2 separate regions of the Homo sapiens genome follow, and region 2 is linked to region 1. A link is a loop called in an ENCODE intact Hi-C map of the cell type or tissue named here. Cell type or tissue: heart left ventricle. All regions are shown on one strand. Links, peaks and the distances in the headings refer to the core of each region. The heading gives the core; the rest is flanking DNA.

What was found. Hi-C counts contacts between places; a loop is a spot of excess contacts. Peaks named below come from ENCODE experiments on the same cell type or tissue, not always from the same donor. Only the 100,000 strongest peaks of a DNase experiment are listed, where the experiment ranks them.
Region 2: it touches region 1 in a loop (2.0-fold over the local background); 7 of 110 quality-filtered maps call a loop at or near these places.

Annotation. Positions count from the first base shown.
Region 1 is chr5:168,875,754-168,892,149 of GRCh38, forward strand. It overlaps SLIT3 (slit guidance ligand 3), which reads right to left. Exons shown (of 36, transcript NM_003062.4): 5 at 7,512-7,583. LOC105377713 (a long non-coding RNA gene) reads left to right here and starts at 10,819. Exons shown (of 4, transcript XR_941197.3): 1 at 10,819-10,952; 2 at 15,570-15,736; 3 at 16,063-16,105; 4 at 16,214-16,391. In heart left ventricle, for the core only: no CTCF peak of the experiment used is centred there; a DNase peak (open chromatin) is centred at 9,718; H3K27ac peaks cover 1,249 bases.
Region 2 is chr5:168,746,550-168,762,945 of GRCh38, forward strand. SLIT3 (slit guidance ligand 3) reads right to left here. Exons shown (of 36, transcript NM_003062.4): 15 at 15,990-16,140; 16 at 14,313-14,387; 17 at 7,315-7,458; 18 at 6,406-6,549; 19 at 2,923-3,086; 20 at 1,753-1,885. Among named protein-coding and RNA genes, the nearest start is that of MIR218-2, 14 kb to the right of the region's middle. RefSeq lists enhancers at 1-24, 25-596, 6,857-7,358, 7,359-7,858, 8,694-9,521. In heart left ventricle, for the core only: no CTCF peak of the experiment used is centred there; no DNase peak of the experiment used is centred there.

The sequences.
Region 1 (16,396 bases), core at 5,431-13,430:
AAGGGAGGATAAGAGGGAGGAAAAAAAGGAAGAAAGGAAGGGAAAGAGAAGGGTGGAGGGAGGCAGGCAGGAAGGTAGACATGACCCCTGTCTTTAGATAGCATTTTTAGGTAGCACTCAGCAAACTGGGGCCCAGTGCAACTTCCTCTAGCAGCAATTCTGAACCTGACACTCTCAGTCAGGAATGCAAAGCAGGAAAGGCTGGGGAACTTGCTGCACTTCCCAGAGATGATAAATCTGCATGGCCTTGCCTCGGATGAGCAGATTTTCCTAAATCCCCCTTCAAGATGCAGCACCCCATTTGAGACGAGAGCCAGGCACTCTTCCTGCGTCAGAGCCGGCTTGCACTGAAGTACACCTCTGTCTCTGGTTGATAAGCCCTGGTAACAGGCACTCAGTTCCCCCACCCAGCTAGCCCCTGAGTCCCTGCAGTTTGACTCTGCCTTTTTAGATCCACTTTACTTGCTCGATTTAGGTCCCCCATATTTCTGAACAACTGCACAAGTCTCCTCTCTGCCCACACAGCTTCAGTCTCTGCCTCTCAGCAATCTACCCTCCCCACTGCTGCTGAAGCTGTTTTTCTTAAGTGAAAATCTGATCATGCCACTCCCCTATTAGGAACCCCCCAATAAACCCCCATTGCTCTATGGATCATGGGGTTCTAGGTCCTACCTTCCTGCACCTCCCCATCTCCCTAACCTCATTGCTCTTTATTGCCTCTCTTGCTAGCTATACTCCAGCCACAAATCTCTCACGAGCATCAACTCTTTCACACACCTCTGTCCCTTTACATATGTTGGTGAATTTTCACATGCTGTTCCTTCTTCCTGCAATACATTTCCCCTAGATGAACTCCTATGCATCCTTCAAGACCCAACTCATGTCATTTCCTGAGTGAAGCCAGAATGAGACCTGTCTCCCTGGGCTTCCACATATAGTTGTCCTTAGCTCCAACGAAGCCTTAATCCATGGCCTATGACTGCGGGTTTACTAATTGACTCCCTCACTAGTAAACTTAATTTTGTCATCTGGAAAATGGGAATATCATTAGACTGTGAGTTCTTCGGATACAAGAATGGCACCTTATTCTTTCCTATAGTATATTATTCTTACACAATAATAATACAATATGGTATATTATTATTTCTATAGTATATGGTATATATAATTTTCATATAAAGCATTTTAACAATGTGTATGATTTCTGGTATGTAACGGGCCATCGGCAAACACCTGTGAAATGAATGAACAAAGTCATTCTTTCAATACATTTCTAGTCCACTTTACTCCTGCCATGAACCATTTGGGTACTGGGGACAACACAGTGATTGAAACAGGCAGGATATCTGTGTACACAGGTTTGCTATGTGCATCCAGAGACAAGTAATAACAGGATAACATCCAGTAACAAGAAATAAATGAGATAATTTCAGAGGGTGATAAGTGCTCTGAAGAAATATGACTGGGTGATGGGATAGAGAGGGAAGGCAGTGGGGGACAGTAGGCAACATTTGAGCCGGGATGTGAAGGATCAGAAGGAGCTGGCTGTGTGGAGGTCTGAGGGTGTAGCATCTTATGTTAAGGGAGCAGCAAGTGCAAAGGTCCTGGGGCAGGAAGGAGCTTGGGGTGTTCAGGGAATGTAAAGGAGCATGGGAAGCATGAGATAAGTGAGAGCACCCAGTTCACGTACAGCCTTGCAGGACAAGACCAGGAGTGTGGACACTGCTCCAGGTGCAGTGACAAAACAAATGGCTGCTGAGATGAGCAGACAGAGATGCTACCAACGAACGGGTGCTGGTGTCCCTCCCCACACCTCCCTCACCCTCACATGAGATTACCACCTGCTCACCGGGGCGGAGACAGCCCTCATTAATCTCAGGAAGCAGGAGGGCAGACACGGGCGGTGCGGCAACACAGACTAACTAGAGAACACAAAGGCTGCCTGCCCAGCTTTGTTTTCAAAGCGTCAATTCCAAATTCTGCTAGCTGGCAGAGACAGGGGTTATTGATTTTCCCTTCTGGAATGCATGTCCTACACAGTCCTCGCAAATAGAAACTGAAAAACAGAGGAAAACATAACTGCTGAGAAAGACAGGGCAAGGGGACATTTAAAAAAAAACAATCCCTACTGGTTTTTGTCTTTTTCTTATTAGGCTTGGCTGGATTGTGGCCTGTCATCTCTCTTGTTTTCCCAATTCATTTCCTTTGGTTCTATCTCTACGTCTTTCCGTGATTTCTTTTTCTTTCCCTCCTCTCTCCTTTTCGCTGTGCCTTTGCCCAGTACCTAGCACAGTTTCTGCATACAGTAGGCATTTCATACTGGAGTGGTGAGTGTTGGTCTCTCTACAGGACAGTCTCTCTAAGGGTCTCTTTCTTCATCCAGATCACTTTGTCCATCGAACCGCCTGTCTCTCTTTAAATACAGCACCTTCCGCCCTTCTAGGCAAGTAGTGGAGAATGAGACCAGCCCATTAAACCAGCTTTCAGTAATTGCGTAGAGTGGCATCCCCAGATAATTACGTTCTCTCTCTTCTCTGGAGAAGCAGGAAGCAATTAGGGACTTCCTTCTGCTGTCTGGAGGGGCAGGCGTCCAGTCCCTTCACTGAGAGCATCATGCTTGTGGCTCCTCAGGTCCACAGGGCTCAGAGGCCGCCTGCGTCCTTTCTCTGGGCTCTGATAAAAGTTGCATGCTTGCCTACTTGCTTAGGTGAATAGGGACTCTGCTCTGTAGCAGCTTCTGGTCACTTTATTGTTCCTGTTTGCAGGCATGGCTGTGAGAAAAGGAACCCGGGTAGACAGAAGTGTCCATGGCGAAAGTCCAAAAGATGGTTGGGTGTGTTACTGATGGATGGTAGCTTAGTTGCAGAGGCCTAGGCCTAATTTTATCTGCTGACTTTTACCAACTTATACACATTGATGAAAACTTAATTTTATGTGGAAAATGTGGGTATCACAGTTTCTTCCTTTTTTTTTTTTTTTTAAGACTGAGTTTCACTCGTCTCCCAGGCGGGAGTGCAATGGTGCGATCTTGGCTCACCGCAACCTCTGCCTACTGGGTTCAAACAGTTCTCTTGCCTCAGTCTCCCGAGTAGCTGGGATTATAAGTGCCTGCCACCACACCCAGCTAATTTTTGTATTTTTAGTACAGATGGGGTTTCACCATGTTGGCCAGGCTGGTCTCGAATTCCTGACCTCAGGTGATCCACCCGCCTTGGCCTCCCAAAATGCTGGGATTACAGGCATGAGCCACCACACCTGGCCACAGCCTCTTCTTTCTTGAAGGGAAATGTCAGCGCAAGCAAAGAAAATATACGTCAAAACTACAAAATTATTTTTTAAACCAGATAGTTTTTTATTTTCTCCGTGTAGTAAAGCGTATGGTGTTACACATAGGCCCAACTGGTTGTCATTTTACATAGCATGCAGTTTGAAGCTGGATATGCCAGCAGTTTATCTTCTAGTCTTTAAGGTAATAGTGGAATGGTGTGAATTCCCTGAGCTCACACACTGTGGTGGAGCAGGCTTGGGGGCTGGGTAGTGGTTCTCAAACAAGCTGATGACAAGGATATGCATCTCTGAGATTTAAAATTTGCTATTTATCATTCACAAGGTAGACAATCTCCATAACTGAGGACTGGTAGGAGGAGGAGTGTTTCCTTAGCAGGTTTTATAGAAATTTAATTTGTGCTAAATGTCTCTTATTTTCCATGTGCCGATGCATATTTAAACATACAGCTTCATTATCACCTCTGTCCAGATGCTTCTCCTCCATGAAGCATCAGCTCCTCAGCTCAGGTCCTACAGTTCTAATTACTCACATGAGTTTTTCTCTTGGGCTGTAAGATTATTTAGTCTGACTCCCTCTTATTAAAACCAAGGAAGCTGAGGACCAGAGACATAGCGTGGCTTTAGCAAAGTCCTTCAACCAGCAGGAACTGGACAGGATGTCAGATCACAAACTTCCTCACACAGAGAAGATGCTCTGTCCACAATGCTGACAGAAGACTTGACATCACTTCACACCCAATGTGATTACAACCCAACTCAGGATCTTCCAAGCCTGGCTCCTCCTCCTGAACTTCCCATTTCTGTGAAGTGGAAGCTCCAAGAAGACAGAGCTCACAGATTTATATTGATATATCTTACTCCCTGCTGTTTCCCCCAGAACTAGCACTTAGAAGGCACTCAAAAAATAGTGTGAATGAATGATTATGAGAATTTGCCATCATTCTCTGTATTGTCTGAACTTGGAACTAATCGTTTTTCACTTCCTTTTCCATGGCCTCTAGCAACTCACTGACTGCGAAGCTCTGTTGATTTTGTCCCCAGGGACTGCTTACTTTGGCCTCTTTCTCCACTTCCTGCTTCTCTCTCCCAAGAGACAGCGTGAGAGAGAGATACGAGCCTAAACCCTCACATTGGACTACAGCCTCATCTCCTGCCCCGACCTTTCCTTCTGCCACCTCCTCCTGTCCCCGGTTCCCCTTCCAGAACAAATGTTTTCACCGTGATCTGTCCCAGGGCAAAAGCCATCCACATTCTCAGTGCCTACATCTAAAGCCCATGCTCCTCGCAGTCAAGGCTCTCCAGCAACCGGCTTCCACCTCTCTTTCTAACCCAATCACACACTCTTCTGCCCCAGATCCCTCCACTCCCATGAGATGTCTCTGCTGGAAACACATCTTATACAGTTTTGCCTTTACACTTTGCACGTACTATCTTTATTACTTTGTGAATTCTAACCACCATTCAGGCCCAGCTACAGTCTTCACTATTGTAACAAAGGAATACAGCAGCAACAGTAGTTAGAACTTTCTAAATACCTTTCATGCATCAAGCGTAGGACTAAGTTATTCATATGCATTATTTTATTAACCTCCACAAAAACCCTAGGAGGTAAGTCCAACTATTATCCTCATTTTATACAGTGGAAACATAGGCTTAGAAGTGTCAAGTAATGTACTTAACATCACAGACTAAGAACCTAGAACACATGGAATTCATACATACTTCTATCAGACCGCCAAAACCATGCTTCTAACCGCTAGGCTACATTGCCTAAAGCTGTCTGTTCCTTCTGAGCTCTGACAGCCCCTCATTACGTATAGCTACTTATTAGCCAACTTTCATGTTGATTGGTACTTTACTAAACATTTTCTTGTATGTACATGATTCTTGTCCCCAGTTACACTGTAAGCTACTGGAGAACATGAATTGTACCTCTGGGGCCTTTGGGTCCTGCCTGACAAGTGCCTGCTGACTGAACTGATTAGAGGTACACAGTATTCAATTCCCCTTAGGTGTTTTTGGTTAATTCATCCTTTAGGCAGTGAATTCACTCCCCTTTCCTTCTTCCCCGCAAGCCCAGCTGCTAGTAGTGAGTATAAACAAAGAGAAGATCCTCACTGAGTTTAGGATCCTGAGTAATACACATTTGCATGGCTTAGAGGGTGGTCTGATGGTGGGTGCTGGAGTGACTTAGGAGTCTGGGTTTGTAGAATCTTGAACCTTTCAAGTCCTGAGGCCTTTGCGTAGTTAGAGATATTGTAAGAGGGGAAAAGAGACCCTGTAAAACAAAATCTGAGAAACCCTAGCAACTATTAAGAACAATTGTGGGATTTATTCACTTTCTTAACAATCAAAAACATAGTCAGCAATTAACTGTCCAGCTCTGGTTATACATCACTACAATATGTTCTTTTTGGTTAATGGATCCATTTAAAATTAGTGTCATGAGATCTGACTGATATATCACTTTATATACGCAAAATGTTCTTTTGGGGTTCAACCACCAGAAAGCTGGTTGACCCTGAGTTAGTCACTGCCCCTCTCTGGGCCTCCATTTTCTCATACCCTGACGTTCTGGCAGGCTAATTAACATAGTTGTTTTTGGTTCATGTGAACAGTCTTGAGTTCTTGGAATGCATGGAACGAAATACTAGAAAAGCGCTCTGACATGTTAAAAGTGCCAGTTCAGGATGAGAGATCTCTCATTATTTATTTAGTGGTTTTGAAGGTTTGGCTTTTCTGTATCTCATTTTCTCAGGAAGATATAAACTCAGGAGGCTGTTTCTTGCGAGAAGCCTACACCTGTCCTGCAAAGGAGCTCCCATTCTTTGTGGGTGTGGCTGCTCCACCCCGCCCTCTCCTGCTCTTGGGAAAACACCCTCAGAAGCAGCAGCAGGCGGCCTCCTTGTCCCTGAGCCCCTTGCGAAGTCCTCTCTGCTTCTCTGTTCCCTCCACCCACCCCCAGAGACGCCTCTGCCCTCTTGCGTGCTTTGCATGTAAAACACCAAAAGCTTTCCGCTAAGTCCACAGGGGAGGCAGATAACCTGCATCTGGAAGCCATCACCAGCTGCCTTGAGTGTGCCAGTAAACTAAAACCCCTGCATTCATTACAGGGAAAAGTGACAATGTCTTTTTTTTAAGCCTCCCTTAAGACGTCTCAAATTGAATCTGGGGCTGCAGAGAAGGCTGCTGGGCAGAAGTGCTTGCTCAGCCAAATCAGACCTTCTTCCCTACCCCTCTCCAAAAGCATGTTCCGACCCCGTGGGCACAAAGGTTTAGGCAGAAAATTCAAGGCATAGTCCTTGTAGGGGCCCAGGAGTCACGAATAAGGGGTCAGTAGGAGAAGCCAGGTAGGAAATCGTCAAAGTTCAAAAATGTCACGCTGGAACAGTCCTGCGCTTGACTATGGTGACAGCTGCACAAATCTGCACGTGATGAAATCACACAGAACTACCTATGCCTGCGCTCACACAGGCGTATACAAGTGAGCACACGTGGAGCTGTGAAATCTGAAGACTAAGGTCTGTGGATTGTACCAATGCCAGTTTCCTAGTGTTGATACTGTACTGCGGTTATGTCAGATGCTACCATTGGAGGAAACTAGTATACGGACTTGTCTACTATTTTTTGAAACTTCCTGCGAATCAAAAATCATTTTAAAATAAAAAGTTTAAAAAAAAATCCTAGGCCAGTGGAAATGGATCTGGCTATGTCTCTCCAACTTCCTGGGATGTAAGTCCCCATGCTCTCTCAGGAGCCGATGATGAGCCTATTAATAAGAGTGAGAGCTTCAGCACCATCATCGTCAAGGTTCCAATTGATTGACCACGTACTATGTATGAGGCACTAAGATATTTCTTCCTTTTGAACACTTTCTCAGTTGCACAAAACATGCCCACAAGGTTACCATCCCCATTTTACAGAAGATGATAATGATGCTGGGCAAAGCTGGCTTGCACCAAGGCTCTGTAGGGCCAGGCTCTAACTCAGCAGGCACTGAGGCTCCAGTGCTCATATCTGGGGATGACTAACCAGCAAAGCACAGGTTTCTGTGACAGTATTGTGGCATCCAACGTGTGTTCCCTAGAAATCACTCAAGCACAGCCCTCAATTTCATCTCTGAAGGCACCTGGACCACCCTCTTGTCCCATCCCTCACCCTCACTCTGGTCAGAGAGCCCAAGTTAGCCACATACGTAGTGAAGCAAGGAAAACATCACTTACAGGTTCTTCACATCGGTGATGCCGCGGAACGCCTTCCTCGGGATCCCCTGGATCTGGTTTTCACTCAAATCTCTAAACAAGAAGAGAAGAGGCACACTGCATTAAAGACCCAGGCTGTCTTGATCTGCATCTCATTAAATGATAACAATCCCCCCCACCCAGGCTGCTGCCTCTGCGGTCAGAGTGTATGGCGGCTGTTTGGTCTCGGGCCCCAGGCTGCTACAAGCATTCACATTGTTCTTCAAGTGATGGCCGTTGCTGAAATGGTTACCAGGCGGAGCAGCTCGCCTCCAGGGCAGGCTCTGTGGGTGGTCTCGCACCTCCAGGCCACGAGCCAAGAGGCTGGGTTATTTGTTGCACACACTGCACCCAATTCTCTGTTTTCCCACCTCCCGGAGACAACCCCCTGCCCCCCATCCCCCCAACCCCCACACGGCATTCCTCCCCCACTGTGGGGTCAACGCCGCTCAATCTCCCATCTCTCAGTGCTGTCCTCTGCTGCTCAGGACAATCTGCCTTTGTCACAGGGGATTGGAACAGAGCCTGCCCATTCTGATTTTCTGATGGGGGATGACCACTTCAGCTTACTCGAGAGTCCCAGAGATTCCTGGGGGCCCCTAGACCTTCTTAGTGACAGGCACGATAATTTCAAATTGCATTTCCACAGGTCCATGCAAAGTGGGGGTCCCACAGGCACCTCATCTAGCATTAAGCAGTGCCAGCATGTTGCTTTGAGGAGGGTGAGGGATAGTGTCAGGTTCTACAGCTGGCTAAACCTATGTCCCCAGACTGTAAGCATTCCCAAAGCCTTACTTCCTTTCTAAGAAAGATATGGGCTGTTTTTTTTTTTTGGTTTGTTTCCCACATTTAGTTTTTGCTAGACCAAACATGTGCACTTGTTTTCACTAAGAACGCAGGCCTGCTTGGATCTCAACGAGTAATCAATCTGTAAAGACCGACCCATCAGGCCTCCAGAGCGTGCAAACTGGCCCTGCAAAACACTCATGCCAGGCCTCCTTCCAGGCTGTTCCCGCACAGCCACAGGCTGCAGAAGCCTCTCTGAGGACTATGGCGTGGTCGGGGGGTGCAGAGCCGGGGGCTAGGGACACAATGAGCTCTTTACACTTTCTTCAGATATAAAAGGTGTCTCTCTCTCTCTCTCTCACACACACACACACACAGTGCTATACATACACATTATTTTTTAAAAGAACACCCGAAAAACCCTCAAATATTAAGGTAAAAAAAAAACGTTGCAGATCTAACTACTGCTACCAATTACGAGATATATATATATATATATATATATATATATATGAAATTCCACCAATATGACCTCACAATATACAGTCTATTATAACCTATTATTTTTGCTTGCTATATTGAGAACATCTGTCCCTGTCATTAATAGTGCATTGATATCAACATTTTTAATGGTTGTATATCGTCCAATTGTATGAGTGGCTATATGGGTCCCAAATTGTTGGGTAGGCATTTATTTATTTGCTATTTAATGAAAACACTAGGGTGAACTTCTGTGCATGCACATTTTGGGGACACTTGTCTAACTATCTCCTTGGTACGGGGTCCTAGAAGGAGAACTTGCTGGTCACAGGTTAAATGGGTCCTGAGTTGACCTACGGACAGATTGTACCTGTGGACACTCCATGCTGATTTTCCAAGGGCACCTAATCAAAAGCTTTAGATGACTCCAGTTATATTTGGCAGGAGACATCAGACGACTGCCCTCCACTAAAATCTGGGCAGTCTAAATGAACATTTTGCAAAGGGGCAGGAGGGAAAAGAGGAAGCAGAAAAGAGGTGTCCACTTTTTTCTGATCTCCCATCTGCTGCTGGGACAAGCCATGTGCTCTGAGCAGCTAGCTAAAACGAAACTTGACGATCATCTGGGGCTACTTTTAGGCCCACAAAACAAGGCTGACTTGGGGTAGAGTGCCGGTGTGAGTACTAGTGGCTTCTGGGGCTGAGTAACAGGGTGCTCCCTATCTCAAATCCAGTTTCCTCTGTCTGCAACCGATGTAAGTAAATTCAGATGCACAATGAGCGCTGTCTCAGGCTCCCCCAGCCAGGCCTGATTCAATGAGCAGGGCTCCAGCCTGGAGTCGGGGCGCTGAACAAAGCCCACGATGACAGCAGAGGTCAGGCGGTGTCACCAAGGCCACTCAGCTGCTCTCCATCAGCCTCCGGAGCAGGGGCCCAGGTCCTGTCATCTGACTAATGCAATTTCCACCAGGCATCTGGGCAGCACCCGAGGCTCTGGCAGTCACAATGAGTCCAGTCTTTTCTGCCAAATGAAGCTGGTCTGTAGGCCACCGAGCCTTTGCCCACTACCCTCCCAGGATTGGCTGCTCTCTCTGGCGGCTCTGGAAGATGAGCCCCAGTCACACTTTTGGAAAATGGTTGATGATCAAAATCAGAGGCAGGGGGAGCAAACAGGAGAGAGGTTTAGAGCTGTCAGCTTGAACCATAGCTGGAAGCTGGATGAGGGGGCATGTGTTCCAGTAATGCACTAACCTTGTTTGAGTAGACAACATCCCATAATACACTGGGAGGAGTAGCAGTCGTACAAAGGTTCTGATTTGCAATACGGTGGGATGAGGAGAGGAGAGCGATATTTAAGCAGAAAAATCTGGCCATGTTGCTGGGAGACCTCCCACACAGGCAAAATCCTGCACTTGGGTGGGGCAGCGCTTTGGTTTCTGTTCACTATTTTCTTGCTGTAAATATAACCAGCCTTGCTCCTACTTTACGGAGCCAGTTGAAACACAGCTTTCTTCCCATCTCCCTGTCACTGCTTTCCTCCTGTCCCAATTGAGCAAAACAGTAGATTGTAGGGAATTTATCTGATCCCCATGACAATCTGCTTGTAAATTTTATTAATTTTATTTTCCATTGAGCTTCCCTTCTCCGGCTAACAATACTGCTGCCATCCATCTGCAGGACTGTATATTGATTTCATAAATACCTCCAGTGGGCTGACAAACTGACAGCTTCAATGGTGTTACTGATGGGGCGTGGAGGAGGGTTCAGGGCTGGGCGCTTCATTTTCGGTAACAGTCCCTTCACAATTATCGCAGGGCCTTTGTGAGAGTTCCTAATAGTGTGTTTATCTCTACGTGGTGCCAGAGCATGGAGCTATCATTAAGTACTATCCTCGAGAGAGACAAGAGCCACCATTTTCCACTGACACTTAAATAAAAATAACAAAATCTATCCACGATGCCCAAGAGCCTAGCGCTGGCCAATTTCCTGTTGGGGTTTTAGTGTCTCCCCTTTCACGAGGGAAGCAGCTCAGGGCTGAGGAGGGCAGACATGCTCAGAAGTGACCTGAGAAGGGGATTTTTGTTTTTCTAAACACTAGAAGAAAGGCATGAGATTGGAGTAGGGTGCAGGAGTGGGAGGTGTGCAGTATTTTTCTGGGTAAGTAAAGGAAGATGGCTGGTGGGAAAGGCTTTCTTGGTTGGGGAGTAGGGCTAGGAATTGGGATGCCTTTTTAAATAATTAGGGCTCTGAGAGAAAAGGAGAACTGCATTAGCTAAAGTGCATTTTCCAGCTTCCGGAAAATGATTAACCAACTGATTATTCCATCCAAAAACACAAGACCAAAGAGGACTTATTAAGGAGACAGTAAGTCAAATAGGAGTTGGCAAGAACCAATATATCCCCCTTCCAGCCACCCTCCCCACCTTTTTAATTTACTAAAATGCTTTGGACACAGATTAACTTTCTTCGCAAATTTATTATTGCTTCATCTACCCTTGAAATGGGAACTGCAGACACTTTGATAAATGGATTGAAAGGCTGTCTAGTTCCAGTGGAGCTTTTGAAATGCTTCCTGGGGCTCTCCCTGCAATGTCAGGCATGCTTTGTTCTTGGAGGAGCAGAGAATGACAGTTCCCACCTTCACCCCTACCCCTGCAAGACTAGGAGGAGGAACATGTTCTCCTCTTTGCCCTGCTGGGGACAATGCACTTGTCTTGGTCACATTCATGCTACCAGGAAATCCTGTCTGTGTTAAATGGCAGTTGGTGGAGGGAATTTGATCCTAGAGGTCACTCCCAAATTAATTCCGAAGCTACAAAATGGGGTTTGGAAGTTCCTCAAAACTTGGAGATTTCTTGTTTCTGAAGTGGGTGGGGCTAATTATGAGCTGTATGATCATTCAAGTTACTAAAATGCTCTTTGCCTCAGTTTCCCCATCTTTACAGTGGGGTTGTTAGTTTTACTAACCTCATCAGTTAGTTGTGAGAGCGAAATGATTACACGTAGAGCACCGTGTGGAATCATTTGCACATTAGTTGTGTGAATCTGGTCAACTGCATGACTCTGTCTCACATCTCCAACTGTCAAATGGGACTGCTTTCCTAAGTCATACGGATAGTGCGCCCAGAAACATCACAGTCCCACCTGGAAGTCTATACAGGTGCCATTATGACTTATTAGACTACAGCTTGTAGTGCTCTGCAGAGCACTCTGCACAGCACCTAGAACACCGTAGGCACTCAATGAATAGCTGCATTTCCTTTTTGTAATTTCCTCCCATTTAGCACTGGATTGACATTGCTGAAAATGTCCTTTTTCAGCACCCCCAGGACATATGCCTTCAACTCTACAAAGAATAAAATACGTAAATGTTGCTGTACTCTTTCCATAAAATCTGAGGGAGGGATTAAAAAGTTTCTCTCCTCTGTCATCTAGACAGGGGTAGCCATGTTTGATTCTAGATTCTTTTGGATAAAACAAGAGAGCTGGATTCAGAAATAAGAGGTCTGTCTTATGTTGGGTTCTCTCAGAAACAGACACCGAGCCAAGGACACGGGGGTTAAGTGATTAATGAAGTGCTCCCGGGAGAGACCAGTGAGGATGGAAACCTAATGGAAAAGGCAAATAAAAGTACAATCAGGTGAAGTCTTGGCCTTAGCCCAATATGATGGGGAACTCCTGTCTCTGAGCAAGGGAGCTGGGCTTCTGCAGCCCTGCATCAGACAGTCCTTGGTTAGGGACCACTCAAGAGAAATGTAAACTCCCAGGCTCTGCCTGCCCTCCATGAATGCTGGGTATGGTGACTCCAGCAACCCAAGGACAGATTGCTGAAGATGTTCCCAGCTAGGAGACTTTAGCAGTGAAGTTCAAAGAAGCAGGTGATAGGACCCAGTAGCAACAGAAGGAACCCAAGGGGATCCACCCCAAAGTATTCCTAAGAAGGCTTCGGGGATAGTTCTGAATCTACAAGTCCTCAGCAGATTAAAATATCACTCTCAAAAGACGGCATATCTAGGACCACAGATCAAGAGGCTACAAGGGAAACTAACTGACCAAAGAATGTGGGAACAACCCAATCTGGCATCTGATGAGGTTTGCACTTCTTTGACTACCTCTTCAATCCCTCTGCACTGAGACCAATGTGGTGCCTTTTCAATAACATTAAAAAAAATTCCATCAACTCTTGATTAGTTAGGCTAAAATAGGGGATGATCTTCAAAGCATTTATGTTTGGAACCATTATTGGATTTGGGATCAGGGCAGTGAATTACCATTCTGATTCTCTTTGGCCTGAATATATATTAAAATTACTTTCACATTCTCTGCCCAGTAGGAGGAAACCTGCCCATTGGTGCATTCAGTATCAATCAAAACTCATTTAGGGATTTAAAAAATTTTGACAGATAATCTACAAATCTAAAATTTCCTGTACTCTCAATACTACCATCTTACATAAAGCTGCACTCTTTCTTCCTGCCCCCTGAACCCCAACTTTCTAATATATAGTAACCCAGTGACACATCGCTCTGTGCTAGGAGCTAAAGGGAAAGACACTGTTTTGCTTACTTTATTTTATACAGCAGGAGGGACAAACATGCAGGAAAAATTATCCCCTGGGGATTCTACAATGTGGACTTCAGGGAAGATTTATCTTAATAGGTACATCTCTTCTGCAGGCAATTTATCTTAATAAGCAAGATTGTATGTTTGCAGTTGGGTCACTGTCAAAATCAAATGAGCACCAAGCATATGTCCCAGCTAAGCTCTGGTACCTCCAGCTGGGTGTCTAGTCAATGGCAGCCTTTGTCTGAGGAAGATTACAATGGAGTAATGACTAATTTCCTGAAAGAACTGACACCTATCTCAGGGATCCAGGGAATCAAAGTATCAATGGGGGACAAAAAAACGCCAATTATTTCCCACTGCTCCAGTTGTGTTTCTGAATATTTCATTGCAGTGAGAGTTTACTTTACGTGTTCCCTTGAGGTTAAAAAGTTACTGGATGAAGGATATCAATAAAAGCTCCTTCTGCAATCCTTTCCCTCACAGATTCATCAGAAAAGTCCTGGCCATGCCATTCAGATGTTTAATACTGATGGATTAAGTGTCAGCTCAGATGCTTATTTCCCTCAAAAATGAATTGAATACCTACTATGTGTTCCACTATGGTTGAAGTTGAGATAGAAAAGTGGATAGTCCTAAGTTTCTGTCCTCCTGCAGTTTACATCCTTATTTATCCCAGATACAAAGAAATAGACCCCCTTACTTCTACAAATATAAAATAAACATCTAGACACCTCAAAAAGTGAGAGCAAGGATGGGTGGCCGCTCATGCCTGTAATCCCAGCACTTTGGGAGGTTGAGGCGGGTGGATCACCAATGTCAGGATTTCGAGACCAGCCTCGCCAACATGGTGAAACACCAACTCTACTAAAAATACAAAAATTAGCCAGGCGTGGTGGTGGGCACCTGTAATCCCAGCTACTGAGGCTAAGGCAGGAGAATGGCTTGAACCCGGGAGCGGGAGGTTGCAGTGAGCCAAGATCACACCACCGCACCCCAGCCTGGGTGACAAGCGAGACTCCATCTAAAAAAAAAAAAAAAAAAAAAAGAGAGAGAGCACCAGTTTCACTGTTTCTCCGTTTTATCCAGAAGAAAGCTTGTCTCTAAACTCACACTATGGATTGCTCCCAGACCAAGCAAAAGATTTTACAGTTTATTTTAGCTGGGGCCCAAAATCTTTTTAAATTTTCGGAAGGAAAAGAGAGAGATGCCAATCTGAATCAAGAGGACTCACAGGGAATGCAGGCTTGTTTCATCAGGTACTTTGGTTTTATCTTTCAAGGTGGACAGTTTGAGAAAAATCAGAATAGTACAAAGATATTATCAAGAATTGGGATGGTATGGGGCTGTTGTTGTCATAGAATAATCTTCTGATCAGATAGACCATGAACCTTGCTATGAGAACAAAATACACATTCATTCCTGTTAATTTTTAAAAATTTAAAGTGAGAATAGAATTGTGGTTATGTTTTCTTTCATTTATGTCTTTATCTTTGAGAGATACATACTGAAATAATTAAGAATAAAATGATCTCTAAGTTTTGCTTCAAAATAATATAGGAGAGAAAGAAGTGGTAGAAGAATAGATGAAACAAGGTTGGCCATGGGTTGATACTTATTGGAGCTTGGCGATAAGTACAAGGGAGTTTCATTTATCATCTGTGCTTTGCTTTTATGTATGTGTGACATTTTCCATAATAAAAAAAGCATGCAGATTCCTGGGGTCCATCCCAAACCTACTGAATCAGAAACCCTAAGGATGGGCTTCAGTCTAATTTTAAACAAGTTTGAGAACCATGGGTGGAATGATGATTGCATCGGATTAGGTGCTAAGTTCACATCCCGGTTCTGCTACTCAACATGCTGTGTGTCTTTAAGAGCACCAGTTCAATTCTCTGAATCTCAACTTGCACTTCTAAGAAACTGGGATAGGCATCAGAGATAATGGACAAGCGAGTGCTTTCTAAACTCTTATGCAGTATATAATGCAAATTCCTATCTTCATGTTCTAGCATGAAGTTCACAAATATAGCATCCTACTACCTTAAATGTTAAAGTCTAATTTTAGGGAAAATTTTGGGAGCAGGATGCAAAGGCCTCCTGTGTCTCAGACATGAGACTGCTGATGTTGGGCAAAATGCCTGTGGGATAGGCAGAGGCACAGGAGAAGGCTGAAGTGGGGAGAATGATGACATTTAATCTGTATTTCAGAAAGCCACTCAGGAGCCCGGGGAGGCTGACCTAGAAGGGTAAGAGTCCATGGATGGTTACACCCTCCCCTGGGAGCCAGAGACGTGGCAGAAGAAAACCAAGCACTTTGTCCTTGGACTCCTTCAAGCTTGGAGGGGAGACTGGTTGCTGGGATTAGGACATTCCTGGTAAGGCCTCACAGACCAGGGATTCCCTACAGTTTTCTAGGAAGGCTGAAATCTGGGAGAAATCACTAGAGGGCAGGTGATGAACAGGGCTGAACAGCCAGGCTGAGAAACAGTCCTGGAGCTGTGACTGAGGGTGAAGGCCTGAGGTCCAAGCACTATGGAGATAAGATGCTTGGTCCCAGGGGAGCATTCTGACCAAAGGGAAAAAGGAAAAGAACCTGTTAGGCTGCAAGCTTCTACAAAATGCTACAGATGGAGTTGAGATTATAGGTTTGCTCTGTGACTAGTTACCAATACGAGTGCCTGTTTTGTCTCTTTCTGGGCAGGTGTTCCAAAGATTGCAAACTCAGATGCTTCAGGGTTGTGCAGGTAAAGTAAATGAGGAAGTCGGGCTGCATGTGGACAACAGGAATAGTCAGAAAGCGAGCTGGGGATGTTATTTCAACAAAATCAAAACCAAATAACTCTCTGTGCCAGCCAATTGGATGCTTCACCCTGGGAAGAACTTGGCCTGCAGGCTCAGATTTGTGACCAGTGAGGATGCAGAGACTGTCACCTCCTCAGGGGCGATCTGCTAATTCTAGAATGGCGCTGTCCCACGGAAATATATCACAAGCCAAGAATGCAATTTAAAATTTTCTATTAGCCATATTAAAAACA
Region 2 (16,396 bases), core at 5,440-13,439, 130 kb before region 1:
GTGGTGTGGGTGTGGTGGTGTGTGGTGGTGTGTGGTGTGTGAGTGTGGTGGTGTGGGTGTGGTGTGTAGTATGGTGGTGTGGTGGTGTGTAGTGGTGTGGGTGTGTGGTGTGTGAGTGTGGTGGTATGGTGGTGTGTGGTGGTGTGGGTGTGGTGGTGTGTGGTGTGGGTGTGGCGGTGTGTGGTGGTGTGCGGTGGTGTGGGTGTGGCGGTGTGTGGTGGTGTGTGGTGTGTGAGTGTGGTGGTGTGGGTGTGGCGGTGTGTGGTGTGTGAGTGTGGTGGTGTGGGTGTGGTGGTGTGTGGTGTGTGAGTGTGGTGGTGTGGGTGTGGCGGTGTGTGGTGGTGTGTGGTGTGTGAGTGTGGTGGTGTGGGTGTGGTGGTGTGTGGTGTGTGAGTGTGGTGGTGTGGGTGTGGTGGTGTGTGGTGTGTGGTGGTGTGGATGTGTGGTGTGTGGTGTGGTGGTGTGTGGTGTGGGTTTGTGGGTGTGTTGCTGCTCAGGCACTTAGGCTGTTCCTGTTGCCTCTCCCTGGCTCTGCCCGCTCCCATACAGGGCCTTTGCTTATGCAGCAACTTCAGCCAGAGCACTGCCTCCTCCCTCCTAGTGACCTGCCCCTCACCCCTCAGATTGCGGCTCTAGCATCATTTCACCAGGGCAGCTTTCTCAGAGCTTCATGTCTCTGTCACACTTCTCACTTTGCGTGTCCTAGCAACCTTGTACCTCTCTTTTTGTAGCATTTTTCACAGTTGTCACTTCGCATGTGCATCTGCAATGATCGAGTGAATGTCTGCCTTCCTTAATAAACCACGAGCCCCGTGAGTGTAGGGGTCACACCCATTTTGCTCGCCATTGTCTCTCCAATGTGAGCAGAGTACTTCATACCTGAGAAACCTGGTCAATATGCGTTGAGTGGATGAGTGAAGGAGTGGATGGATGCGAGTGTGCACATGGTGTGTGTTGGTTGTGTGAGTGTGTGGTGCTCCTCTGGTCCTAGCTGCAGTGCTCTTGGTGCATTCCAGGGAGGCCCCCTCACTGGGGGACCGTGCCTTGTCCTTCTGTCTGTGCTTTCCTGGGGGGCAGAAATAGGATTTTCTCCATAATATTAAGAGCCCTACAGGAAGAGGCTAACACCTTTTTCGTTGAGCTGGGAGTTTCTGGTGCAGAAACAGGACCTGAGGAGTCAGTGGCAGGAGCTCGGGTTGTGGAATAAGAAAGCTCCTGTTCTGAGAATGAATGGGACTCAGAGCTAAGACCTCATCTGTAAAATGGGGCCGCATGCTTGACAGGGCTGTTTGAACGTGGAATAGGATCCTATTCAGAAAAGTGCTTTGTAAGCCACGGTGCCCGCTGGACAATGTTTTCACAATTATCCTGCACTGCTGCCGGGATCAGACTGAGAGACTGCTGAGGAGTCTTAGGAAGAGGGTGTACAGAGCAGAGGTTTCAGGGGTGATACGGAAAATGAGGCAATAACCCTCCCACTTATACTCAGGGTATCTTTAGGAATTACAGGGTCAGAGACTCCTCCTCTGCCAGGCAGAGGCACTGGGGGAGCCATGTTTCCTGTGCCCTTGTCAAAGCCCATGGCTGCCATCTTGGTGAGGGCTCCACTGCCATCTTGCTGGGATCCATTCAAGTAGGGTCTCCCCCCGGCAGTTTCGCCATGTTGCCTTGCTTGAGATTCTGGGGTAAAGTATGGAGGATGCTGCTGGTGGTGAGATGACAGGGTGCTTGGAGGCAGCTGGGGGTACTTACAGCTCGGTCACATCCTTGGGCATGCCTCTGGGGAGGGCGCGGAGCCCCTTGTTGCTGCATCGCACCACTGTCTCCATACAGGTGCACTGCTCCGGGCAGCGCGGGCTCAGCTGGCAGCTACTCTCCTCGTTGCCTGTGGAGAGCCCCAGAGAGGGTGAGGGTTGTGGGAGATAAGCCCCACTAGGGGGAGCCAGTGAGCAAGGCTGCGTGTTCTCCACAAAGACAAGTTGTCCCCTGTCCCCGCTGTGTTCTAGAACCAGGAAGAGGGTACCCGCTGGTCTCATCCGTGGTTGGCGGGTGTCGCCTACCTTTTACCTCATTTGACATAAGATGAAGACCATCAAGGAGGCTCAGCAAGAGTAACAGGAAAGAGGTCACCGTTAACCATATCAGGAATAAGCCGAATTGATTGAAGGAGTGGTCAGGGGGAGGGGGGCAGAGCCTTGTCTTTTCCCTTCCTCTTTCTCCTTTCTTTCTCTGCTCCCACAACTACACAGTCCCTCCGGGGTGTTGAGTATGTCCCAAGCCTCCATTGTGCCTTAATCTCAGTTAATTATCTGTCTCTAGATAACCCAAAGTTGATCAAGTAAAGAACTGTGCTGGCTTGAATTTATGCAAATAAATATGCCCTCTGGGATCCTGAGAACCAAAGCCTCAGATATCCATATCCCCAGCCAGTGACAAGACTTTTCTTGAAGTCTGTTTCTCATGAGTACATACTGAGTCTCATCATGATGCTGACAGGAAGACTGAGGCCAGGGCTCCCATGTACAGTTGTATAGGTTGTGCACTCCACAAGGGTGCCATATCATTTAAGGGGCACCAATCTCACTGTGGACATGATAGATGAGTATATTTGGTACAACAGTGTTCTCATAGATGGCAGTATCTTGTTTTAATGGACAGGTGTCTTGTCTTAATGAAATCAATATATTATGACAGATTTCTAACTGATGGAAGTAAAATGACTGCTGAAATGGGCACCTTTTCTTAATTTGCATGAAGGAGCCATGTGGGCTAGTAGCAGATCTGCAGAGCTCTCCAGAGCTCCAGCTGCATGCCCAAAGCAAAGTGGAATTGGATCTCAGGGAGTATCTGATTGTGCATCTTCGCCATCTTCCTTGCCTTCCCAGGGCCTTCCCCGCAGACCTTGACCCACAGCCTTCTTACCATCACAGGTGAAGTCCTGGATGGCCACATCCTGGATGGGAATCTCCTTGAGGAAAAATGGCTTCTGGCACCTAGGGTTCCCACTGACGATCCGCCTCTTCCTCAACCACTTGCCGAGCCAGGCCAGGTGGCAGTTGCAGTTGAAGGGGTTGGACAGGAGGTTTCTAGGAAGAGAGAAGGGTGCTTAGCCTCCATCCTTCTACTGTGGGAGCGGCCCTGGGATCTGCTGCCCAGAGCCCAGCTCTCCTAGCCAGGAAGGAGGAGGTCTCAGGAAGGAAACGTAGGCTCTTCCCCAGATGCAGTCTCTGTGAGGGTCTCATTCCAGACCCTCGCCTCTGATGGATGTGGCTGTGGTGTCTCGCCATGCCCTCCCTTGGGTACCAAGCCCTGGCTGTGTGAACTGCCTTTGGGTCCTTAGCAGAGATTCACCCCGAGAGCCTTCACACTTGCTACTCTCCTTGCTGGGAACCCGTATCTTTACAGGTTGCCTGGCTGGCTTCTTCTCATTCTTTAGTCCTTGGCTTCAATGACATTTCATCAAGGAAGCCTTCTCTGAGTCCCCCATATCAAGTGGGATACTTCAGCCCTATCATATCTTTTCCCTCATTCCCTTTCATTCTCCCCATAGCACCCATGGGAGTGTGCGGTGACTGGTTTCTGTGCTCGCCTTGCACCTTGGACTCTACATACACGAGGGTAGGGTCTGTTTGCCTCTGCATATCCAGAAACTAGCGTTATGTCATCACAGGCACTTTATATGCATCTGTGGACTGAAACAATGGGACTGATGGAGAGATGAGGGGATGATGGCAGCTATCCCTTCCTGAGTGTTTACTACAGGACTGGGACCATGCCACGCACTTTATAAATCCATTGTCTCATTCATTCCTGTCACAGCGACCCTATGAAGGAGGTAACATTATCTTCCTTTTCTCACATGAGGAAAGTGAAGCTTGGGGAGCTTATTTAAGCGGGACAGACAGCCCTTGAGTGGCTGTAGGATGATACAGCAATGAAGGGCTTGAGAGTGGCTGTTTCGGGGTTGGAGTCCAGGCTCTGACACTCAGTAGCTGTGTGAAGCGGGGCAAGTTACTTCATGGGTCAGAGCTGGTTCCCTGAATGCTTTGGGACTCTGCCCTTCTGGGCATCTTAGGTGTCTTTGGATTTCCAATGTGGAGGTACCTAGGAGGGGCTAAATATGGACTAAAATGGACCAGTTCACTGATGTTAGCTCCCAACCCATTGTCCTCTCCTGTTGACATCACTCGTTCATTCGATTCATTCCTTTACTCAACAATTATATGCCGGGCATCTGCTTGTGCTCTTGGCACAGATCTAAACATTAAGGATGCAGCAGTGAACAAAACAGCCACAAATCCCTGTCCTTCGGGATCTTATATGATGGTGGGCAGATAATATATGATTAACAGCAAGTTAGTGAATGACACAGTATGTTAGGACATGGTTAGTGCTTTGTAATATTAAGGGGCAGGGCTAGAGGGATTGGGGCTATGGCAGAGGGGTAGAACGGGGTGAGGCAGGTGACCCTTGAGCAAAGGTGGAAGGGAGAGAGGCTAGGGGGAGGGAGGCTGGGGGAGGGTGCTCCAGGGAGTGCCAAGTTCCAAGGTTGGAGTGGGCTTGGATCATGGGAAAATGGCGAGGAGCCCCACGGAGCTAGAATGGAGAGAGGGAGGGGACAGGCAGGGCATGAGGGGCCAGATGACGTGGGGCCGGCCTTTAGGCCCTCCTCTAACTTCGGCTTTGATTCCAAGTGCAGTAGGCATAGGGCAGCAACAGGAGGTGTGGCAGCAGCCTTTGCTTCTGCCTTCTAAAGGGTCTTTGGGGAAGGTTAGAGACGGGACAATAAACCAGCGACTAAGGATAACAGAGCCACATGGAAATACGACGAGCAGCTGTAAAACACACACGTGTTGAGCACTTTCTACACCTAGGCCCTTGCTGTGTGTTTTACAAGCATCACCACATTCAATCCTCATAACCATCCTAGGAGGTAGATTATGCAGAAGGGAAATGGAAACACACAGAGATGAAGTCACTTTCCCAAGGTCACACAGCTAACAAGAGGCACAGCCAGGATCTGAACCTAGGAAATTTGGCTCTAGAGTCTTACCCATTATTCCACAGAGGCTCCCTTCCCACGACAGCGCACTACCCGGGCAGGAGCACTCCTTTAGGTGCCCAGAAAGCTGGGTTCTAATTCTGGTCCTGATACCCACTGAAAGCAGCCAGTGACATCTTTTTTTTTTTTTTTTTGAGACGAAGTCTCGCTCTCGCTCTGTTGCCAGGCTGGAGTGGAGTGCAGTGGCACAATCTCGAGTCACTGCAACCTCCACCTCCCGGGTTCAAGCGATTCTCCTGCCTCAGCCTCCTGAGTAGCTGGGACCACAGGTGTGCACCACCACCACGCCCAGGCAATTTTTGCATTTTTAGTAGAGATGGGGTTTCACCACATTGGCCAGGAAGGTCTCAATCTCTTGACCTTGTGATCCACCTGCCTCGGCCTCCCAAAGTGCTGGGATTACAGGCGTGAGCCACCAAGCCTGGCTGCCAGTGACATCTTTTTAAAACCCCTGTCTGGTGATGTCTTACTTAAGGTCTACTTAAAGGTCCCAGTCTTCCTAATGTGCTCTGGACAAAGACGAGATGGCCCACAGCAGTCCTGCAGCCTGACCCTGGCTTCCTCTTCAGCCTTGCCTTATGTCATGCCCTCCCTCATTCAGCACTGTGACCATGCTGACAGATGTTCAGTCCCACATATATGCTCTGTTGCGACCAACCACAGGGCCCTTGGACATGCCCTTCCCTCTGAAGGAACTGCACTGTCCACTTTCTTCAACAGCTACCTCCCACTTACCTTCCAGAATACAGCTCCAGTGTTTCTCAACAAAGCCCCTGGTTTTTTTTTTTTTTTTTTTTTTTTGACACGGAATCTTGCTCTGTCGCCTAGGCTGGAATGCAGTGGCATGATCTCAGCTCACTGCAGCCTCCGCCTCCCGGGTTCCAGCAACTGTCCTGCCTCAGTCTCCCAGGTAGCTGGGATTACGGATACTCACCACCATAACTGGCTAACTTTTGAATTTTTAGTAGAGAAGGGGTTTCACCATGTTGGTCAGGCTGGTTTCGAATTCCTCACCTCAGGTGATCCACCCACCTCAGCCTCCCAAAGTGTTAGGATTACAGGCGTGAGCCACCATGCCTGGCCTTCCAGCTTGGGTTTTCAAATCACTGTGGACATGCTTTCTGTGGCAATTCACTATGCTGTGAGTTCCAGGAAGGAGGGGCCGGGTGTGTGCAGCCTCAACACCTAGACGATGCCTGCCTGGCACATACAGAAAGCCTGACGAGTTTTTAAGTGGACAGACAGATAGATGAGCCTGGCTAGAGGTAGCAGGGAGCTGGGAGGAGAGAGCGCTGCAGAGTGGGATCCCAGAGTCCGTGGGCAGTGGACCCAGGAGAACTTACATGGTGGACAGGGAGACAAGCGTGGTGAAGGCCCCAGGGGTGATGGTGGTGATCCGATTGTCATAGAGGGACAGCAGTCTCACCGAACTCAGGCCGGCAAAGGTGTCATTACTCACACAGCCGATCAAGTTACTCCTCAGCATCCTACAGGGAGAGGGGTGGGGATGAGAGAGCACAGGCATGATCTTTTCTGTCCCAAATGGTGCCACGGTGGTGTGTGTGTGTGTATAGGTGAGATGCTTTTGCCAATTCTAAGCTCAGTCCAGCCATGTTGATCAGGTTTGTCCTGTGATAGCAGGGACTGGAGCCCCACTGGGGCTGTGTGTAAATGTGTATGTACATTATTGTTTGTGCATGCTTTCTTGGAAGCACATGTCATGCATATGTGTGTATACACACGCATATTGTGTGGCTGCTAGGGTGTGCACACATATTTCTGGGAAGAGAAGAGAGAATCAAGACGTGGTTGTAGACATCAGCTTGTATGTATGTGTGTGCTTGTGTGTCTGTGCCTGTTTGTATATATGTTTATGTGCATGTTGCACGTGTCTGCATATATCATTTTTATAAAGGTCCTTATGCTTATGTTTGTGGGTAAATGTCTGTTTGTGTGCCTCCTTCAGCAAGTTTCTGGTATAAATCTATATACGTGTATACACGAGAGTGGGTGACTATGTTGGGTGTGTGTGTGGTGTGTGTGTGTGAGTGTGCATGCTGGAGGTGTTCAGCATGCTAAATTCTTTCCCATCCAAGGCTCCAGAATGTCTGATGACTCTGACTCCAGGAAGAGAGGGATTCAGCAGGCCAAGACAGTGCCTGGGTCCCACTTGCCTTCGTAGTCTGTCTCTAATTCCCCTGCCCTCCCGTCTCCCTCTGGGTCTTGGCCCAGGCCCCACCCCAGGCACTCACAAGGTTTTGAGGCCACTGAGGCCACGGAACACGCGCCCGTGCACGGTCTCCAGCTGGTTCCCTGTCAGCATCAGCTCCTGCACGCTGGCTGCTCCATCGAAAGCTCCCTCTCGCACCTCCTTGATCTTATTGTTACTCAGATTTCTAGAAGGAAGAAACAGAATAGGGGAGAATCAAAAGGAGCAGATGGTCTTGATGCCGGGAGGGGATGACTTGCCCTGCAGCTGCTGGGGACTCTCTGGGGCCCCTGAGACTGAGGACTGGATGGTGGAAGGAGCTCAGTCTGGGGCTCCCTGAACTTTGGTCTTCAGCATCTGGCCCAGGGAGCAGGGACCCTGGCCCTATACAGGTGAAGCTACCTTTGTGAAACAGACTGTATGGTCAGTGGATGAATGGATCAAGAAAATGTGGTGTATATATGCACAATGGAAGACTATTTGGCCATAAAAAGAATGAAAACCTGTCATTTGCAGCAACATGAATGGCACTGGAGGTCACTGTGTTAAGTGAAATGAGCCAGGCACAGCAAGGCAAATATCATACGCTCCTACTCATATGTGGGAGCTAAAAAAGTTGATCTCATGGAGGGAGACAGTAGAAGGATGGTTACCAGAGGCTGGGAAGGTTTGAGGGAGATGAAGAGAGGTTGGTTAATGGGGGAGCTAAAAGGAATAAGTTCTAGTGTTAGATAGGGTGACAGTCACAGTAGGGTGACTATAGTTAACAACAATATGTATTTCAAAATAGCTAGAAGAAAAGATTTGAAATACCTCCAACACAAAGAAATGATAGATGTTAGAAGTGACGGATATCCTAAATATCCTGTTTGATCACTGTACATTGCATGCATGTATCAAAATATCACGTGTCCCATAAATATGTATAATTGTTATGTATCAATTTAAAAAAACAGGCTGGATGGGATTTGAAGTTTTTTTCTGTGTAATTGTCTTTTCAATGCTCTGGGGGACTGACAGAGTTAAAATAGTGACTCTCAAACTTATTTTCTGTCTTCATTAGAGATTCTCACTAAGCACTGATTTTCAAGAGGAAGGCAGGAGAAAAATATAAAGCATGCTCCCCACTCCTTGGGACTAGGGCATTTGTGGAACTTCTAAGCTTTCTCACCAGTTAAGGATCCCTGATACAAATAAATTGGTGCTTTCCAGTTACTATTGTTGACCACTTCTTATGTGCTAGGCACCTCATGAGGGATCTGACCAACACAACCACATCAAACCCTCAAAACGATGGCTGTCGGACTCATTTATTATTATCGTCTCATTTTACGGATGATGGGACTGAGGTTCACAGAGATTAACTAACTTGCTTGCAGTCACCCAGCTGACAGAACTGGGATTTGAAGCCAGGTTTTCTGGCATATCAAATGTACTCCATTGAACCTCTTCTTTCATAAGTGAGTATTCCTTTGACTATGTGGATATTACTTCTTTACAAAATTCAAGATTTTGGATATTGTATTTGCTTAAAGTGAGCTTGGTCCTATCAAACCCTCAGTGCCGCCATTTCTTTCTTTCTTTCTTTCTTTCTTTCTTTCTTTCTTTCTTTCTTTCTTTCTTTCTTTTTGAGACAGAATTTCTCTCCTTGTTGCCCAGGCTAGAGAGCAATGGCGCAATCTTGGCTCACTGCAGCCTCTGCCCCCAGGGTTCAAGTGATTCTCCTGCCTCAGCCTCCCGAGTAGCTGGGATTACAGGTGCCTGCCACCATGCCCTGCTAATTTTTTGTATTTTTAGTAGAGATAGGGTTTCACCATGTTGGCCAGGCTGGTCTCCAACTCCAGACCTCAGGTGATTCACCCACCTTGGCCTCCCAAAGTGCCGGGATTACAGGCATGAGCCGCCATGCCTGGCTGGTGCTGCCATTTCTGAGTCTGCCCCTGAGGTCTGAAAGCAGCCCTTCCCTCCGAGGCTGCATGCTGACATCCTGCACAGACCTCAAGAGAGATCAGAACAGCAAGCAGATGCTGCAGAGCCATTAGCACTGCGAGTTAGCAGTTCTCCCTGGCAGGGTTGCTGGGGGGCTTGTGTGGACCATCAAAATGCCTGGCCCTGGAAAGCATCCCTGGCCAGATGGATGAACTGAAGGTGATGACAGTGTTTATATTAGCTCAGGGGAGAGTCCAGCCTCCCAAGCAGACAGCCTATTCAGAGCCTTGCATGGGGAACCATCTTCTGCAAACAAGGAAATCGCAGGTGGAGGTGGAGCCCGTGAACTCACAGAGCACACGAAAGCTGGCAGAATTGGCGGGCTCGCAGAGATAGACCAGGACCATTTTACTGCTGAAGATACTGAGTCCCAGAGCAGGAGGGCACTGCTCCAGGTCACAGAGCATTGGAAGGGGATCTAGGACCATACCAAGTCCCTGGTCTGAGCTCTGGGCTGACCCACAACAATGCCAGGGGGCGAGAACTCCCTTAGGGACTGACTTGGAGCAAGTGACAGAATTGGGGACTCAATGCAGGCTGACTGCCCTCTTCCCAAGGAGGGACCAGGCCCCCAGGGTGAGGCCATGCCTGCGCTTGTGGGCAGGTGTGGAGGAAACAGCCGGTGCCTTGGTTCCCTCCTTACTCCTTGGCATGACCTCGTTCTCCTTCTCTCCTTCCCATCCTGCCAGGAAAACAGGAGTAAGCATTCCCAGCATCCCTCGCCCAAGGTCTGAGACAGTCAGCAGACTCGCAGACTGGATTTCCACTCCCTGCCTGGTTCTCCTTAAACTTGGCCGGTTTTCTTATAAATCCTGGTAGCCCTGGTCTGGGATAACCCAGGAATGAAGGTAATGCCCTGAGGAGACTGCCAATTACCCCCAAATGAGATGCAGGAGGAGAGATAAAGGCTCTCCAGCAGCTATAAGTCACCCGAATGCCAGAAGAGAAGGCTTTTGCTCCAGAGTTGAGCTTCTTTGTTGGGGAGGGTGGGGATTAAAATACAAGTGATGGGCAATGCAGATGAGTTAAAGCAGCTATGAAGTGGGAGGGTTCCCATTTCCTGACATCTGTTTCTTTAAATGAGCAAAATTAACATCACATTACTGTAAGGTTTGTGAATTGGATTTCCTCAGGCTGGGAGAATGGAAAACAGAAGGAGAGTAAAAAAGAGGGGGATATAATTTTCCAGAAAAGCTGGCTGCTGCCGTCTCTACATCCATCAAAGCACTGCTCGCAACTACAGGCAGCAGTAGCTGAAGGACAGAAAGTGCAGCCTGGGGCAAACACTCCAGAAACAAAACAAGTGCATGGAGGTTTTGTAAGAGCCGATCACATTCTTAGAGCAGTATCTTGCCCCAGATCCCAGGAAACCACAAAATGTAAAACCAGGGCCACCCAGGGGGCTTCTCTCCATCTTTGGGTTAGTTCAGAGCCCCTGAGGGTTTCTTGGTGAGGGTTAAGTGCATTAATATCTGTACTGTCTAGCGCAGGGTAAAGTGTTTAATTTGTGCTCACTGCTAGCTATTATTATTTTTATGGCCTTGCACGCAGCCAAGTTCCACATTTGTGCTACTCCCAGGCTCCTGAAAGTGTCTGGGTGTGCAACCCCTATTTTTGTTGTTGTTATTGTTTTTGTTTTTTTGAGACGGAGTCTCACTCTGTCCCCCAAGCTAGAGTGCAGTGGTGGGATCTCGGCTCACTGGAAGCTCCGCCTCCCAGGTTCACGCCATTCTCCTGCTTCAGCCCCCCGAGTAGCTGGCACTACAGGCGCCTGCCATTGCGCCCGGCTAATTTTTTTTGTATTTTTAGTAGAGACGGGGTTTCACCGTGTTAGTCAGGATGGTCTCGATCTCTTGACCTTGTGATCCGCCTGGCTCAGCCTCCCAAAGTGCTGGGATTACAGGCGTGAGCCACCGTGCCCAACCCAACCCCTGTTTTAAATATATAACCAGCTACTCTGGGTCACTCAACTCAGATGCCCTCTCCTGTCTTTCCACACCCTGTCTCCCCAGTACCACAGCCATGTCTTTCATCTTTATTTCCTCATATTTCTGATCCACATCATAACTTATAAGGAAGGTGGATTTATTTCTATTATGTAAATGATGAAACTAAGGCTCAGAAAGGCTAAGGACATTCCTGGTGTCACATAACTGGGAAGGGCAGAGCTGAACTCAGAACTCACATAGGCTTGTCTGCCCATTTTCCTTCCACACCGGGAGTTGTGGCAGCTCTTGAGAAATGGAAACATTTGGCAGCCCTCACTTTTATTCCAACATGGCAAGCACTGGGATGAGCTGAGTGACATCTGTCCCTTTTGATGAGATCTAGGCCCATATTTTTCCAGAGACCTCACCACTCCCTTTTGTTGCTTGGTTGCTGATGCTGGGAGTTGGTTGACACTTATCATGTGTTTGTGCTGTTGTTTTCTGGGGCATACAGAAATATTCTCTACACTCATGTTCCTATCAAAACTGGGAGGATGAAAGATTCCAAGTGCTTGAGTTTCACCTCAAATGGGAGAGTACGTATTTCTTCGCAGAAGCAAAGACTAGCAGATCCTGTTCAGAAGACAAATATGCGCTTGGCCAGCTTGATTCATCTTAATATCTGCCTCACGCCCACAGGCCTGTAAGTTTCTGTCTTCAGGTTAAAAACAAAGTACATTTCTCTGGTTTGAAATAAAAAGAATAATTCCTGGTAGGTGATGGGTGATGTTTGTGTTGGGACCCTGAAGCTAGTGGGGCACTGGACCCCAGTGACAGCCATGATCCTCACCCAAGTGTGCCCTTCTCTCAGCTGGCCCCCCAACGTGCTCTCCACTGCACCCGGTTACACAGCATTCGCTGGAGCCATGACCAAGGTGGTGGCTGCAGGCAGGGACGGAGGGAGGAAAGCGATCTGAGTAGCACCAGTGAGATCCAGATGCTGCCCAGGGCCTAGAAGGCCTCTGTCATATTTGTCTACAGGGAACTGATGGGTGGGAGCATGGGTAATGAGAAAAAAACGAGGTGGTACAGTCCACTCTCATTATAAGTAAGCATCCCTAACCAGAATGTCCGAAACTTTCTGAGTGCTGATATGATGCCACAAGTAGAAAATTCCACACCTGACACCTTTGCTTTCTGAAGGTTCAATGTACTTGAACTTTGTTTCATGCATAAAATTATTAAAAATATCACATAGCTACCTTCAGGCTGTGTATATGGTGTACATGAAACACAAGTGAATTTCGTGTTTAGACTTGCATCCCAGCCTCATGACATCTCATTGTGTACATGTAAACATTCCAAAATCCAAAAAAATCTGGAATCTGAAACACTCCTGATCCCATGCATTTCAGATAAGGGATACTCAACCAGTACTCACAGTAGTTATGTTGTATACAGTTGCTGGGAACACTGCATTAGTGAATACCAAAGCATTGCTCTTAGGGAAATACAAGATTAGGGTCCTGCGAGCCTCTGGTCTCCACATTTTTATCAACCTATCGACGTATAACCTTGTTATATGTATGCTTCTGTTTAAAGATAGCTTATGTAATACATATGGCTGATCCATAATGTTGAACTCATGGCCAGCAGCACTATAACTCAAGCCTGTAATAAAACTGCTCTCACGCACATATGTCCTCTGTAAGACACATCACAGCCTTTGCACACTTAGGATGGCTAGACAGCCCTTCGGCAGTATGTCTGGGGGGCCATTTTAAACAGCAAAATCACCAACAAAAACCACAAACATGCAAAACCCACGGCACTGAATATAACGCAAAAGGACACTGGTTTACAGCATGAGAGGTGACAGAAGAAGGCAGAGCGTGGCCTCGCTCGACCCCAGCTGAGAACGTGGGTGTGGGTGACTCTGTTTTTGTTTTGGTTTTTGTTTTGTTGTTCTGTGCACACCCGAGAATGACTGTGAAGGCACGGAGAGTCTTGACTTTGGACTTACACAAATGTCAGTGAGTCGGCGAATTCTCAAATATGGAATCCATGAATCATGAGGATGGACTTTACTTCCCTGGTCTTCGAGGCACACCTGAACTCTGGGGCCAGGAGACATGAAGTAGGGGGTGGGGTAAGGCAGAGGGGCCAAAGAGTGCCCCCCTGGGGATTAGATGGTAAAGAGCCTCCTCTTCTGTGCTGGTACCTCTGCTGGGGGACCCCGCACGGAAGATGAGGAGAAGCAAGCCAGCCTCACACTAGCATGACTGCAGGTGGACCCAAGTCTGAATGCCAGCTCGGGGACCCATTAGCTGTGTGGTCTTAGAGAAGTCACAGAAACTTTTTGAGCCCTGGCTTCCTCACCTGCACAAAGGGGACTGTGAAGCCAGCACTGGATGGGTGGGTGAAGACTCAGTGAGACAATGGGTGTGACGCAGGGAGCATGGTCCTTAGCTCAGGACAAGGACTCTACTGGTGCACCAACATCATTCTCATTACCTTTATGACTAGGTCTGAGCTCCTGTGCAGGGAGAGGGTTAGGATGATCTGCATCTCTGGCAGTGGAGAAGCCAACATAGGCAAGTGGGCCCTTGCCTAGGCCAAGGCATGGTCAGACCCACGGACTCCTGGAGGAAACCCACTGTGGGAAGCTGCTGGCATGTTCATTCTGATGTGTATCACTGATGCAGGGGTCTTTTGATTCCATTTGAAAACAGACATTTAACTGTCACCACACAAAAATTGCCAAATAGCATATACCTTAGATACCCGTGCCCCATTGCTAGTCCTTACCTGAGTCCCACCCACCAGCCCTGGGGTAGGTGTTGGATGGCGTGTAGGGGTGGGGTGAGCAGAGGGTCCAGGGAGGGGTCAGGGATGGTGTGGAATGCTCGCTCTGTATAACACTCAACTGAAACCATGAAGCATCACTTTGGTCTGTGTCTACATGTCTTGCTTCCTAACAGAGGCCACAGCGGGGCTGAGGAGAAGGCTGGGAGGGAGTGGAGCAGAGGCTGGGGGAGAGGCCGGTCCCCTGGTTCCTCTAGTCTAGAACACAGGCTCTGGCTAGAGAACAGAGGCTGCTGCCAAGTTCCTGAAGTTGACTTACATTTTCCGCAGGTTGGGCAACTTCTTGAAGATGCCAGTGGCCTCCAGAACAGATACCTCATTGTCATTCAGTCGCCTGTGTAGGAAGCAAGATGAGTGGTAGGTTAGCTGTGGACGAGGCCCCTCCTTCCACCCCCCATGGCTTTGCTGCATTGCTGCCTGAACCTCACACTCGGTGAAGGACCACAGAGCCATCGGAAGCTTTGACATCAGTCCCATCAACAGAGGGGCCCAGCAGTTTGGGGAGGCATATGCAGTGCTGCTTCCTCCTTCTCCTGGAGGAAGCCTCCTTCGGCTGGGGTTTAGGGGACTTTCTGAGTATTCCGCGTGGGCATGCGTTGTTTTCAGCACCCATCAATTACCAAGGATCTGTTTTCATTTTGTGGACATACCAATGACAACTTAAAACCCCCAGGAAGGTTTCTCCAGGGTCTCCCAACCCTCCAAGCCCTTCAGCTCCTTCCTAAGCACTTCCCTCTACCAGGAGCAGCTCGGGAACTTCACAGGTATTCAGGGAGAGCAGCAGGGCAGGGAAAGGGGCCTGCTGTTTCCTCTGATGACTTGTGAAATTAGAGAGGACAACAATAATAATAATAATGAAGACCACTACCACTCATCCAGGGCTTACTCTGTGCCAGGATTCAAGATGAGTTCCATGCTTGCATCATCTTTCTTAGTCTCCCCAACCACTGTAGGAGGTAGGCATTAATTATCTCCCCCATTTGACAGCTAAGAAACTGAGTCTCAGATCCAAGGAGCAAATGGCCTAATCTTAGGAAGCCTGCCAGAGTCAGGTGTCAGCCCCATGTCTGTCGGTCCCCACATGCTGTGCCTTTGTCCTCCACGAGGCTATAACTTTTCAAAAATTTTTTAATTAAAAAAAATTTTTTTTTCCAGATACCGGGTCTCACTCTGTGGCCCAGGCTGGAGTGCAGTGGTATGATCATAGCTCACTGCAGCCTTGAATTCCTAGACTCATGTGATTCTCCTGCCTTAGCCTCTCCGGTAGCTGAGACCACAGGTGCATGCCACTATCATGCCCAGCTAATAAAAAAAAAAAATTTTTTTTTTTTTTTTGTAGAGACTGGGGTAAGGGAGTGGGGTCTCACTATGTTGCCCAGGATAGTACTGAACTCCTGGCCTCAAGTGATCCTCTCCCCCTGGCCTCCCAAAGTGCTGGGATTACAGGCATGACCCACCAACCATGGCCCAGCTATAATTTTTTAGCTCTTTTTTTTTTGATAAACCAACACATCCCTTTATTAACATGGCTAATTGGAGGCTCAGATATATTTAATCATTCTAGTTGTTTTCTCACTTCACTACCATTCTTCATTTAGCACCCAACTTTCTGGTTTTACTGTAAGCTCCGTAAGGGTTGGCAGGGACTACCTGCTCTGCTCTGTTGTAGAAACTGGTGGGCCTAGCATGATGCCGGCTCACAGTAGGTGTTCAGAAAATATGTGTAGAATGAAGGAATGAACTGTCTTTATTTGCAAGCAAGCTGTCCACAGGAGATGCCTGGGTATCTACCTTCAGACCAGTATGTGAAAGACAGCCAACAAACACCACATGACTGAGCCAGGAAGGGGTCACCGCCAGGAGACCCTGCCCACGCTGGCTCCGGGTGACTGGCGTGTGGGGAGGAGTAGGGAGTTCACGCCGAGGTTGGACTTACAGGTCGGTGACATATTCAGGGAGGTGGCTTGGGATGCGGACCAGCTTCTGGTTGGAGCAGTCCACAATCGTGCCCTCACAGCGACACTTCTCGGGGCACACGAGGTCCATGAAGCACTCGCTGCTGAACCTGCTGCGGTAATCCTCGGAGCCTGGGAGGGGCCAAAGAGGGGACGTCAGCGTCACCCGAGTTCCACGCACAGCCCCAGGTTGTGGGTAGTGGGGGTGGGAGACAGAGATGGGGGAATGAGTTGGGGGCTGTTAGGGGTCAAGTAACAGACACGGCATCGCCTTTGCTATATGGCCACCTTGCTGGTGCCTTCCCTGTCCCCAGCCTTACTGCCTCCTTCCCATGGATCTTTGTTATTCATCACCATCCTCAGGAAGACCAGACTCAAGATCTGTGGG